2 separate regions of the Homo sapiens genome follow, and region 1 is linked to region 2. A link is a loop called in an ENCODE intact Hi-C map of the cell type or tissue named here. Cell type or tissue: heart right ventricle. All regions are shown on one strand. Links, peaks and the distances in the headings refer to the core of each region. The heading gives the core; the rest is flanking DNA.

What was found. A loop is a pair of places that touch in the nucleus more often than their neighbours do. Peaks named below come from ENCODE experiments on the same cell type or tissue, not always from the same donor. Only the 100,000 strongest peaks of a DNase experiment are listed, where the experiment ranks them.
Region 1: a loop joins it to region 2, with 3 times the contacts of the local background. A loop is called at or near these places in 43 of 110 quality-filtered maps.

What each region holds. Positions count from the first base shown.
Region 1 is chr19:48,201,485-48,206,834 of GRCh38, forward strand. LOC124904734 (a long non-coding RNA gene) reads left to right here and starts at 2,677. Exons shown (of 2, transcript XR_007067282.1): 1 at 2,677-2,738. It also overlaps a transcript of CARD8 not described here. RefSeq lists an enhancer at 2,606-2,775. In heart right ventricle, for the core only: no CTCF peak of the experiment used is centred there; a DNase peak (open chromatin) is centred at 2,527; H3K4me3 peaks cover 1,822 bases; H3K27ac peaks cover 1,748 bases.
Region 2 is chr19:48,257,106-48,262,487 of GRCh38, forward strand. CARD8-AS1 (CARD8 antisense RNA 1) reads left to right here. Exons shown (of 2, transcript NR_040599.1): 2 at 1-1,089. Among named protein-coding and RNA genes, the nearest start is that of CARD8, 3.9 kb to the left of the region's middle. RefSeq lists an enhancer at 2,830-3,029 and a silencer at 3,002-3,182. In heart right ventricle, for the core only: a CTCF peak has its summit at 3,240 (motif pointing left); DNase peaks (open chromatin) are centred at 2,876 and 3,196; H3K4me3 peaks cover 2,049 bases; H3K27ac peaks cover 2,620 bases.

The DNA of each region.
Region 1 (5,350 bases), core at 351-5,350, 55 kb before region 2:
TTTTTTGAGATGGAGTCTCGCTCTGTCGCCCAGGCTGGAATGCAGCAGCACGATCTCGGCTCTCTGCAAGCTCTGCCTCCCGGGTTCACGCCATTCTCCTGCCTCAGCCTCCCGAGTAGCTGGGACTACAGGTGGCCGGCACCACACCCGGCTAATTTTTTCTATTTTTTAGTAGAGACGGGGTTTCACCGTGTTAGCCAGGATGGTCTCGATCTCCTGACCTCATGATTCGCCCACCTCGGCCTCCCAAAGTGCTGGGATTACAGGCGTGAGCCACTGCGCCCGGAGATGCCCATCTCTTAAAATAAAAAATAAAAAAAAAAAAAGAAAGAGAGAAAGGAAAGGAGGCAGGAGGGATCCTGGGAAGGCAAACAACAGCTATTGAGCGCAAACCAAATCCAAAACTTCTCCACTTGCCTGTTTTATCATTAGATTCTTAGATGTGGGCTATCTGGTTAGTGACGGGAAGCTGAATTAATTCATTAATTGATTCACCAAATAACACACAGAACCCTGGGGTGGAAAAGAGCTCAGCCCATAAGGTAAAGAGAAGATGGGCCAGTGTAGATGGGTCAGAGTGTGAAAGAGGGAGAGATTTGGACAGTGAAATCCGCAAGCCCTTAAAGATAGAAGATGAGGTGAGTCTTTATCCTGGGAGGTATGGGAAGCCTTCAAAAGGTTTTAAACAGAGAGTGGCTTGATTGGATGTACATTAGAATAACCACCTCCCCTACCCCAGAAGCTTTACTGTGACAAATGGATTGGATGAGTCCAGACCAGGAAGAGACGTATGTGACCATAAACAAACAAATAAAAATAAATTTTAAAAAACAGGCAGAAGGATCTTCACAGAACTGGACCTTGAAGAATGTGTTTGCCAGGAAAAGAGAATGAAGAAGTACGTTCCTATTGGAGGGAACTGCACGTATTACAGTATTTGGCCCTTCAGGAAGGCAAGAGGAAACTAAAGGTTAGTAAACCTTAACCCTCTATATGCCCCACATATATAGCTCACAGTGTTAAATCAAGTTTAGCCTAAAGCTGCCTCCTTACATATTTTAAGTTCGGCCTGAAGGTTTTTCTGTACGTCGTGAACTATAACAAGTGGAGGTGTAAACAGAAGGTGGCCTACGCTTGTGCCAATCACCGAGTTTTGGGCAATCAAATGTAGCCAACTGTTCGAACTGTGTACAGCAAACGCCGAGCTGTAATCAATCCAGCTGTTTCTGTACCTCACTTACGTTTTCTGTATGTCACTTTCCTTTTTCTGTCCATAAATCTTCCACCACATGGCTGTGCTGGAGTTTCAGCCTACTCTGGCCCGAGGCTACCTGATTCGTGGATCCTTCATTGCTCAATTAAACTCTATTTATTTATTTATTTAGAGATGGAGTCTCGCTCTGTTGCACAGGCTGGAGCACAGTGGTGCGATCTCAGCTCACTACAACCTCCACCTTCTGCGTTCAAGCAATTCTTGTGCCTCAGCCTCCCGAGTAGCTGGGACTACAGGTGCCCACCACCATGCCTAGCTAATTTTTGTATTTGTAGTAGAGACAGGGTTTTGCCATGTTGACCAGGCTGGTCTCAAGCTCCTGACTTGAAGCCATCCGCCCTCCTCGGCCTCCCAAAGTGCTGGGATTACAGGCATGAACCACAGTGCCTAGCCAATTAAACTTCTTTAAATTTAATTCGTCTGAAGTTTTTCTTTTATCACAAGTCACATCAATCCCTCGGGCCCCTGCTCAAATGCCACCTCTTCCTGAAAGCCATCCCTAAGTAGTCTCTCTAAAGAGCCATCCCTGCCCCTTTCTTTGCTTTATCCTTCACAGCACTTATCACTACCTGAAATTATGCCACACAGCTATTTACCACTTTGGCATTGTGATTAAGCTTATCAAGTATGAAGCCAGACTGCCTGGGTTCAAATCCCAGCTCCACTACTTCCTTGTCATGTGACCTTCCAGCCTATGTTACAGTTGAGGGGTCATAATAGTACCTGTCTATAGGGCTTTGTGAGGATGAATGAATTAGTGTGTGTACCAGTGTTCTAACATCGCCTGCATTTCCATTTTTCCCAAAGCAGCCCAGTTACTTATTAACATACTGCTTTTTCCAGTGACACGTGTTCACAGTTATTAAGTCGATCTCCCGCCAAAATAGAAGCTCTATTTTGTTTTCCATTGTATCCCCAGTGCCTAGAACAGTGCCTGTTGCAAAGTAAGCTTTGAGTTAAAAAAAAAGATGAAAGAATGAAAATGGCAGACTGCCTAGCAGAACTAGCCCTTCCCGATGTTTCATTGTTGCTATAGTGACGATCCAGTCTGCACGAAGATCCCAGCTTCCTTAACCTTGTTCCTACCTCCAGCCAGCTCACCCATTGGCCACCTGTATCTCCTGCTGTAGCAGCCAGAAAGCTACAACTCCCAGCCGGCTGAGCGCCACCAGCGCTTTCGCGTCCAAGTCCCTTTGCTGAGTGTGAGGGCCTGCGCAGTAGAACCCGCGGGCCCAGAGCTCCATCTGAGCATGTGCAGGCTGCGGGGTGTTTCCTTCGTCTGCTGGCGGGAGAGGAGTGGGGAGGAGCTCTTTACCCGCTGAGCATTGTGGGGCCCGCTTGGATCTCCTTGTCCAAAGGGTCTGGGCGCCGGGGCTGCAGTCTCTGGGTGAGGAGGCGGACGCGGGAAACCTGCTTCGGTCTCCATGGTTACGAGCCGCTCAGCGCGCAGGAGGGGGATTCAAAGGTTGGCGTTGCCACAGTAACCCTGGAGTGGAAGGAGACGGGGATTAGAGACCTCGCGGGAGAAATTAGACTAACAGCCTGGGAACTGGAGGGATGGAGGGTGTGCCGGAGGAATCAGTCTGCAGTAAGGGGAGTTGGGGTGATATTAGGGGAAATGGGATGTTTTCAAGGACAGGGAGTGTTTTGGTGAATTCCTATGTAATAAGGAGATTTGGGGAGATCATTGAAATCGACAAGTTACTAGATACTTGGGATGCTCAAGGGGAAGTGGAAACGCAGTAGGATCCGCCCGCCTCAGCCTCCCAAAGCAGTAGGGAAAATTGGGGTATTAAGCTCTTTTGCCATTCTGCAGTTATTATAGAGCTCCTGCTGGAAGCCAGGCACAGTTGACAGTACTGGTAAACAGGACAGATGTGACTATAGACGGAATTGGGGTTTCATGGAGAAGGGGAGGTATAAGAAAAGGGGACTGTTGTCCTCTATGGGAGGGACTGGGAGGCGATTGGGAAGAACTGGCGCTGTAAAGAGAAGCTGGAAGTTTTATAAGGGAATTGAGGTATTATATAAGTTAATTCTGTTGTTATTTATAGAAGGCCAACTCAGTAGCAGCCTCTAGGAAGCACTGAGGATTCCTCAGTATGCAAAGGCATTTAGTGATAGAGTTACCAGATTTAGGGGGAAAGCAATGGCCAGTTAAATTCTAATTTCGGAAAATGCATAATATTGTAGTTACTCTCTGTTGTTTATCTGAAATTCAAATTTAGCTGGGCATCCTGTATTTTATTTGGCAGCTCTCATTATGGTTAATTTAAGTGTTTGTGAAGAGTGGGTTATTATAGGGGAAACAGGTATTATAGAGTAATTGGGTTGTAGGAGGAGCTGGGGATAGTCAGGAAAAGTCGGAGTGTTGAAGCTAACGCCAAGATCAGCACTGACTGTGTGCCAGAGACTATGCTAAGTACTCTTATTTTTAAAAACGTTTTATTATGGAAAGTTTCGGCCATATACAATTGTTTGCTTGTTTTTGAGATGGAGTCTTACGCTGTCGCCCAGGCTGGAGTGCAGTGGCATGATCTCTGCTCATTTCAACCTCTGCTTCCCGGGTTCAAGCGATTCTCCTGCCTCAGCCTCCCGAGTAGCTGGGATTACAGGTGCGCACCACCACGCCCGGCTAATTTTTGTAATTTTAGTAGAGAAGGGGTTTCACCATGTTGGCCAGGCTGGTCTTGAACTCCTGACCTCAAGAGATTCACCCACCTCAGTCTCCCAAAGTGCTGGGATTATAGGCGTGAGCCACTGCGCCTGGCCCATATACAATTGTTAAACAGATAATATATAATAAAGCTACTTGTACCCATCTCTGCTTTACATGAGTGCTGTTGAGGCATCCCAACATTCCTATGAGGTAGCGTTACTGTCACACCCCCATTTTACAGATGAGGAAACTGCACCACAGAGAGGTTAAATAACTTGGCCAGAGGTGTTAGAACCAGAATTTGGACCCACACAATCGGGCCCCAGAGTCTGGGCTCTCAGCTGCCATATCACATGTAACCTCCGTCTGGGAAATGTGAGTAGGGAGTGAGGCATGATGGGAGCAACAAGAGAGTAGTAGTAAGGTATAAAAGGAAAGGTAGGGAATTGGGCCGTTTGAGCATTGTGCAGTTGTTATAGGATTTTTATTTTTATTTTTTGAGACAGAGTCTCACTCTGTCACCCAGGCTGGAGTGCAGTGGTGCAATTTTGGCTCACTGCAACCTCCACCTTCTGAGTTCAAGCAATTCTCCTGCCTCAGCCTCCCAAGTAGCTGGGATTACGGGTGTGCGCCACCATGCCTGGCTAATTTTTGTATTTTCAGTAGAGACGAGGTTTCACCACGTTGGCCAGGCTGGTCTCGAACTCCTAACCTCAAGTGATCCACCCGCCTCAGCCTCCCAGAGTGCTGGGATTACAGCCGTGAGCCATCGCCCCCAGCCAGTTGTTCTAGGATTTTTATAAGATGTTTTGGGAGACTGGGGGAGTTACAGAAGAGTTTGGTGTTTTGAAACATTATGGGAAGTTGTATAGTTGCATTTCAATAGAACAGTAGCAGCTAGCCACATGTGGGTGCATTACATTAATTATAATGAAATAAAACTCAGCACATTTCAGGAAGCGCCTACCGTATTGGATAGTGAAGATCTAGAGCAGTCCCAATGAGTCTGGATAACAGGGATTTAGGGTAACCAAGGGTTAAGGCACAAGCAGGTGCAGCCAGTTCTAGGCAAGATTGGGCAGCATCCAGGCCACATCCTCACTCCTGTGATAACAAGACAGAAGTCTCCACTTCAGCCTCTTGATTGGTCACGGGCCAATCCTTCATAGGGTGTAACCAACTGGAGGCCTCTAAAGGGCACCTAGGGGTGTTACCAAATTCTTTTAGCTTAATGAAAACTCTAAAGAGCACTGCAGTCAGGGGCTCTTGAGCTACTTGCTCAAGCCCACTCCGACTCTGGAGTGTACTTTCACTTCCATAAATCTGTGCTTTCGTTACTCCGCTCTTTTGTTGCTTTGTTTGTGCATTTTGTTCAATTCTTTGTTCCACACACCAAGAACCCTAACAACTCACAGTCA
Region 2 (5,382 bases), core at 173-5,172:
TGTATATAATTATTATATTACAATTACATATACAGTTGTATATTATATATAATACAATAAATGTATATATATGATTATAATACAATAAATGTATATATACAGTTTTATATATAACAACTATTATACATATAATACAATTATATATATAGCTAACATCAGGATAGGCTGGTTGAGGATTTATATGAATCTTTGCTAATTTTGCATGTTTAAAATTATTTCAACATAAAAAAATTATATGGGTCATGTAGTTTTTTGTGCAGTTTAATTCTAGGCACCATAGTTTCTGTTTTAATGGGTGTATTTTCTTCTTTCAAGGAATTGGGATAGTCTGTTGTATTAAAAACCTATTCATTTTTGTACATTAAGATTCTTCTGGCCAGGCGCAATGGCTCAAGCCTATAATCCCAGCACTTGGGAACCTGAGGCAGGCAGATCACCTGAGGTCAGGAGTTCAAGACCAGCATGTCCAACATGGTGAAACCCCATCTCTACTAAAAATACAAAAAAAATTAGCCAGGCATGGTGGCACATGCCTGTAATCCCAGCTACTTGGGAGGCTGAGGAGGAGACTCACTAGAACTCAGGAAGCAGAGGTTGCAGTGAGCCAAGACTGCGCCACTGCACTCTGGCCTAAGCAACAGAGGGAGACTCCATCTCAAAAAAAAAAAAAGATTATTTCTCTAACTTACTGGTTTATCTTTTATAGCTTATTTCAGGTGATTTGTTGTGTTTGTCTATAGAGTAAAATAACATGTCTAATGAGTTATAATTTAATGTCCTTCCATTCAATCACTGTATTTCAAATTTATTCCAATATTTTGGAATAAGCTTCCAATATTTTAACTTAAATAGGGAAGGTCATACTTGGTATTTTCCTGACCTCAGCTGGAATGCCTTCATAGTGTTCACATGAACACATTTGGCCTGAGAGAGACTTATTATGCCGAGAATGTGTGTAACCCTTTTTACTTAGGAATTGTGGGTGGAGTTTTTCCCCCCGCCCAAGAATGATTGTTAATTTCCGTCCATCATTTTCCTTTGATTGTTCTTCATCTCGAAAACAAATAATAAAATAATAAAATAAATAAATAAAACTTACTGGTCTTCTCACCTATTTTCTTGCAGTGCCTTTAAGCAATGCTCTGCCAATATCTTTTTCTTAATTATTATGGAATGCATGGGACCGTTCCATGCCTGATTATATGCAGAATGTTCTTTCTACAAGTGAGTTTTTGTAGTATTTCTGTACTCTGCCATACTAGGGCATTTCTCTGTTTTCAAGGATCTCCCAACCACACCGCCTCTACCACATTTATCTCCTGCTCAGCCTCCACTCCAACTGCCCAGACCTCACAGCTCTTGTATTCAAACTCTATCGATAAATCACCGAGTATGAGGCTTTACTCACAGGAAATTACTCTTCTGGCACTTCCTGACTTCTTTATGTTTTCTCACTCTGCACTTCCTCCCTGTTCCTCCGCTATGCTTCACCCTGACTTAACACAGTTTTGTCAGCCAGTGAGAAACATGTGGATCTGTGAATTCTATCTGTCTCCTCGTTATTCTGAAAATGGAGTTTGCATGGACTTTTCCGTTCACCTTATTGCTTTCATTGATACTCAGTAATAGACAAGATAAACTGTTATTTCTCATTGCCTTGTTCATTTCAGAAGTACCAGGTAGAATTTTACAATTCTTGCCTTGATACATATTCCCAGTAATTGTTGAGTGATTTAATTGTATGTTGTCTTGATATTACTTTGGTCATATATTACATTATTTCTCATTTTTGAATATCTGGATTTACATAAATTCTGTGTAATTCAGGTTTGTATTTATCCAAGTTCTCAGAAACTACAACTGCTGTAATTGATCATAACTCTCCTAATACAGGTGTAACTAAAGTGAGAGATGCTTTTTGACTCATGAAAAAAAGAAGACTGTAGACCAAGTCTCAATAACTTCCACTTAATCCTATAGAAAGTTAGCCAAGATAATGTACACCTTCTTTAAGATTCTTATAAGGAAAAGATTCCATTTTGTTTCTTGAAATGAGGTATTGCTTTGTCGCCCAGACTGGAATGCAGCGGTGCCATCATAGCTCACTGCGACCTTAAACTCCTGGGCTCAAGGGATCCTCTCACTTCAGCCTCCCGAGTAGCTGGGACTACAGGCACAAACCACTGTGCCTGGCTTCATGAGAAAAAATTAAATATATAATGGTACTAGGTAAAATAATACTAAATAAGAAGTAATTTGAATGCATACTATATTAACTCTGGAATAACGATACTTAAGTAAAAGAAAAGTGTTCGTTACAACAAAGGGAAGCTTGTAGTTCAGAGGATAGCTAAATTAAATTTGTTGCAGGCTGTGAGAGACATAACAAACATAAACACATGAAATATGTAGATTTTTATATTTTTATTGAAAATTGGATAGAAATATTTGGTTTGTTCAGTTGGAACATGTGAGTTGATTATTATGCATATAAATAAACAGACATTCAGTGTAGGGGCCAGCCCTACAGGGTCTGTGGGTCTTTCTCCCGTTGTGCGGAGACGAGAGATCGTAGAAATAAAGACACAAGACAGAGAAATAGAAGAAAAGACAACTGGGCCCGGGGGACCACTACCACCAAGATGCGGAGACCAGCAGTGGCCCCGAATGCCTGGCTGTGCTGATATTTATTGGATACAAGGCAAAAGGGGCAGGGTAAGGAGTGTGAGTCATCTCTAATGATTGATAAGGTCACATGAGTCACGTTTCCACCGGACAGGGGGCCCCTCCCTGTTTGGCAGCCCTGGTGGAGAGAGAGAGGAGACAGCTTATGCCATTATTTCTGCATTTCAGAGACTTTTAGTACTTTTACTAATTCTGCTACTGCTATCTAGAGGGCGGAGCCAGGTGTACAGAGTGGAACATGAAAGTGAAACAGGAGCGTGACCGCTGAAGCACAGCATCACAGGGAGCCGGTTAGGCCTCCGGATAACTGCGGGCGGGCCTGACTGATGTCAGGCCTTCCACAAGAGACGGTGGAGCAGAGTCTTCTCTAACTCCCCCGGGGAAAGAGAGACTCCCTTTCCTGGCCCACTAAGTAACGGGTGCCTTTTCTAGGCACTGACGCTACCGCTAGACCAAGGTCCGCTAAGTAACAGGTGCCTTCCCAGACGCCGGCATTACCGCTAGACCAGGGAGCCCTCTAGTGGCCATGTCTGGGTGTGACAGAAGGCTCGCACTCTCGTCTTCTAGTCACTTCTCACCGTGCCCCTTCAGCTCCTATCTCTGTATGGCCTGGTTTTTCCTAGGTTATGATTGTAGAGCGAGGATTATTATAACATTGGAATAAAGGGTAATTGCTACAAACTAATGATTAATGATATTCATATATAATCATATCTATGATCTAGATCTAGTATAACTATTCTTATTTTCTATATTTTCTTTATTATACTGGAACAGCTCGTGCCCTCGGTCTCTCGCCTCGGCACCTGGGTGGCTTTCCGCCCCACAACTCAGGTGTTGCAGATAAATTCATTGGTGGTAAAATAAAACGTTTGTATAGGGTTTTGGAATTCAAATCTTTAAAATCACTTCTCTGAATTTCCATTAGATGATTATTGCTACCAATAAAATTTTAGTAGGTAAACACAACCACCTTCTAAGAACTTAGAACTCTCAGACTGGGCACGATGGCTCACGTCTGTAATCCCAGAACTTTGGGAGGCCAAGGCAGGCAGATCACCTGAGGTCGGGAGTTCAAGACCAGCCTGAGCAACATGGAGAAACCCTGTCTCTACTAAAAATACAAAATTAGCCAGGTGTGGTGGCGCATGCCTGTAATCCCAGCTACTCAGGAGGCTGAGACGGGAGAATTGCTTGAACCTGAGATCGCGCCATTGCACTCCAGCTTGGCAACAAGAGAGAAACTCCGTCTAAAAAAAACAAAAAAGAACTTAGAACTCTCCAATATTAAATGGCCAGTTCCCTCAGAATAAAAACAAACCAAAATATTGCAACCAAAGTGAACTTTGAATAATTAATTCAATTGTTACACTTTCTTCTTAAGTTGTGAAGAACTTCAAAATGACGTGACTATATAACAATAGTGAGATGCAAACAAAGAACAAAAACTACCACAAAAGAAATTGTGAATTTCATTCAGCAGCTTTACTGTTAGTCTTAATATGGTGCTTATTAGGAGTTGGTTTTGCATTGCTCAGTAGCAGAGATATAATTACAGCTTGTTTTATGTGGTAATATAATATAAAAGTATACCCTCTCTAGCCTTGTCTACTGACAGAATTACGTGCAATGTCACAGCAAGAGCCTGATGTATCTGCCCAGAATTCTTGTTTTGATCTGTAAATCTCTAATAGTAATTGTGAAGAGCTCAACTCAGTATGGAAACTGATCTGGTCACGCATTTTTTTTCAGCATCTTAAATAAACAGCACAGAGTCTGAGGCCACACTATGCTGGACACACTGTAATCGCACAAACAAAATTGTAGGGCTTTGTTCCAAGATGGTGTTAAGACTTGATCTATGGATAAGATCAACTTGTGGGTGATTCAGAGGTGCACCCACTAGTTCCCTGCAACCAGAAATGGTAAACCTACTTGTCTGTTTAAAGATGCTTGAAACAATATTGCAGAGAGAGGATGGTGAGACAGTGGAGTGCTGTATGATGGTGAGTGTTAAACACAATTTGATTTATTAAAATTAAGTTGCATTCCTTGGATACAAATAGTTCGTTTTAAAAAATAGGCAGAGTATTACACTATTTTTTTTATTTATTTTTTGTTCTGAAGACAGAGTCTCACTCTGTCACCCAGGCTGGAGTGCAGTGGCAAGATCTCAGCTCACTGCAACCTCCGCCTCCTGGGTTCAAGCAATTCTCCTATCTCAGCCTCTGGAGTAGCTGGAATTACAGGCGTGCACCACCATGCCCGGCTAATTTTTGTATTTTTAGTAGAGATGGGGTTTCGCCATGCTGACCAGGCAAGTCTGGAACTCCCGGGCTCAGGCTATCCACCTGCCTCAGCCTCCCAACATGCTGAGATTACAGGCCTGAGCCACCGTGCCCGGTCACCCCATTTTAATATATTTAATAAAACCAAATAGTCAAAAAGTTAAGATGGATTATTTATGGGTGTTTGGATTTTGAGCAATTTGTAATTCACTAATTTTCTTTTCTGTTATCCAAAGTGTCTACAATGCTATTAATAATATCTATTTTTACCACTATATAAAAATTAATCTTCAAAAATTACAATAAGATATCACTTTACACGTACTAGAATGGCCATTTTTAAAAGGCCCATAATAACAATTATAGGTGAGGATATGGAGAAGCTGGCCCCCTCCTACACTGCTGGTGG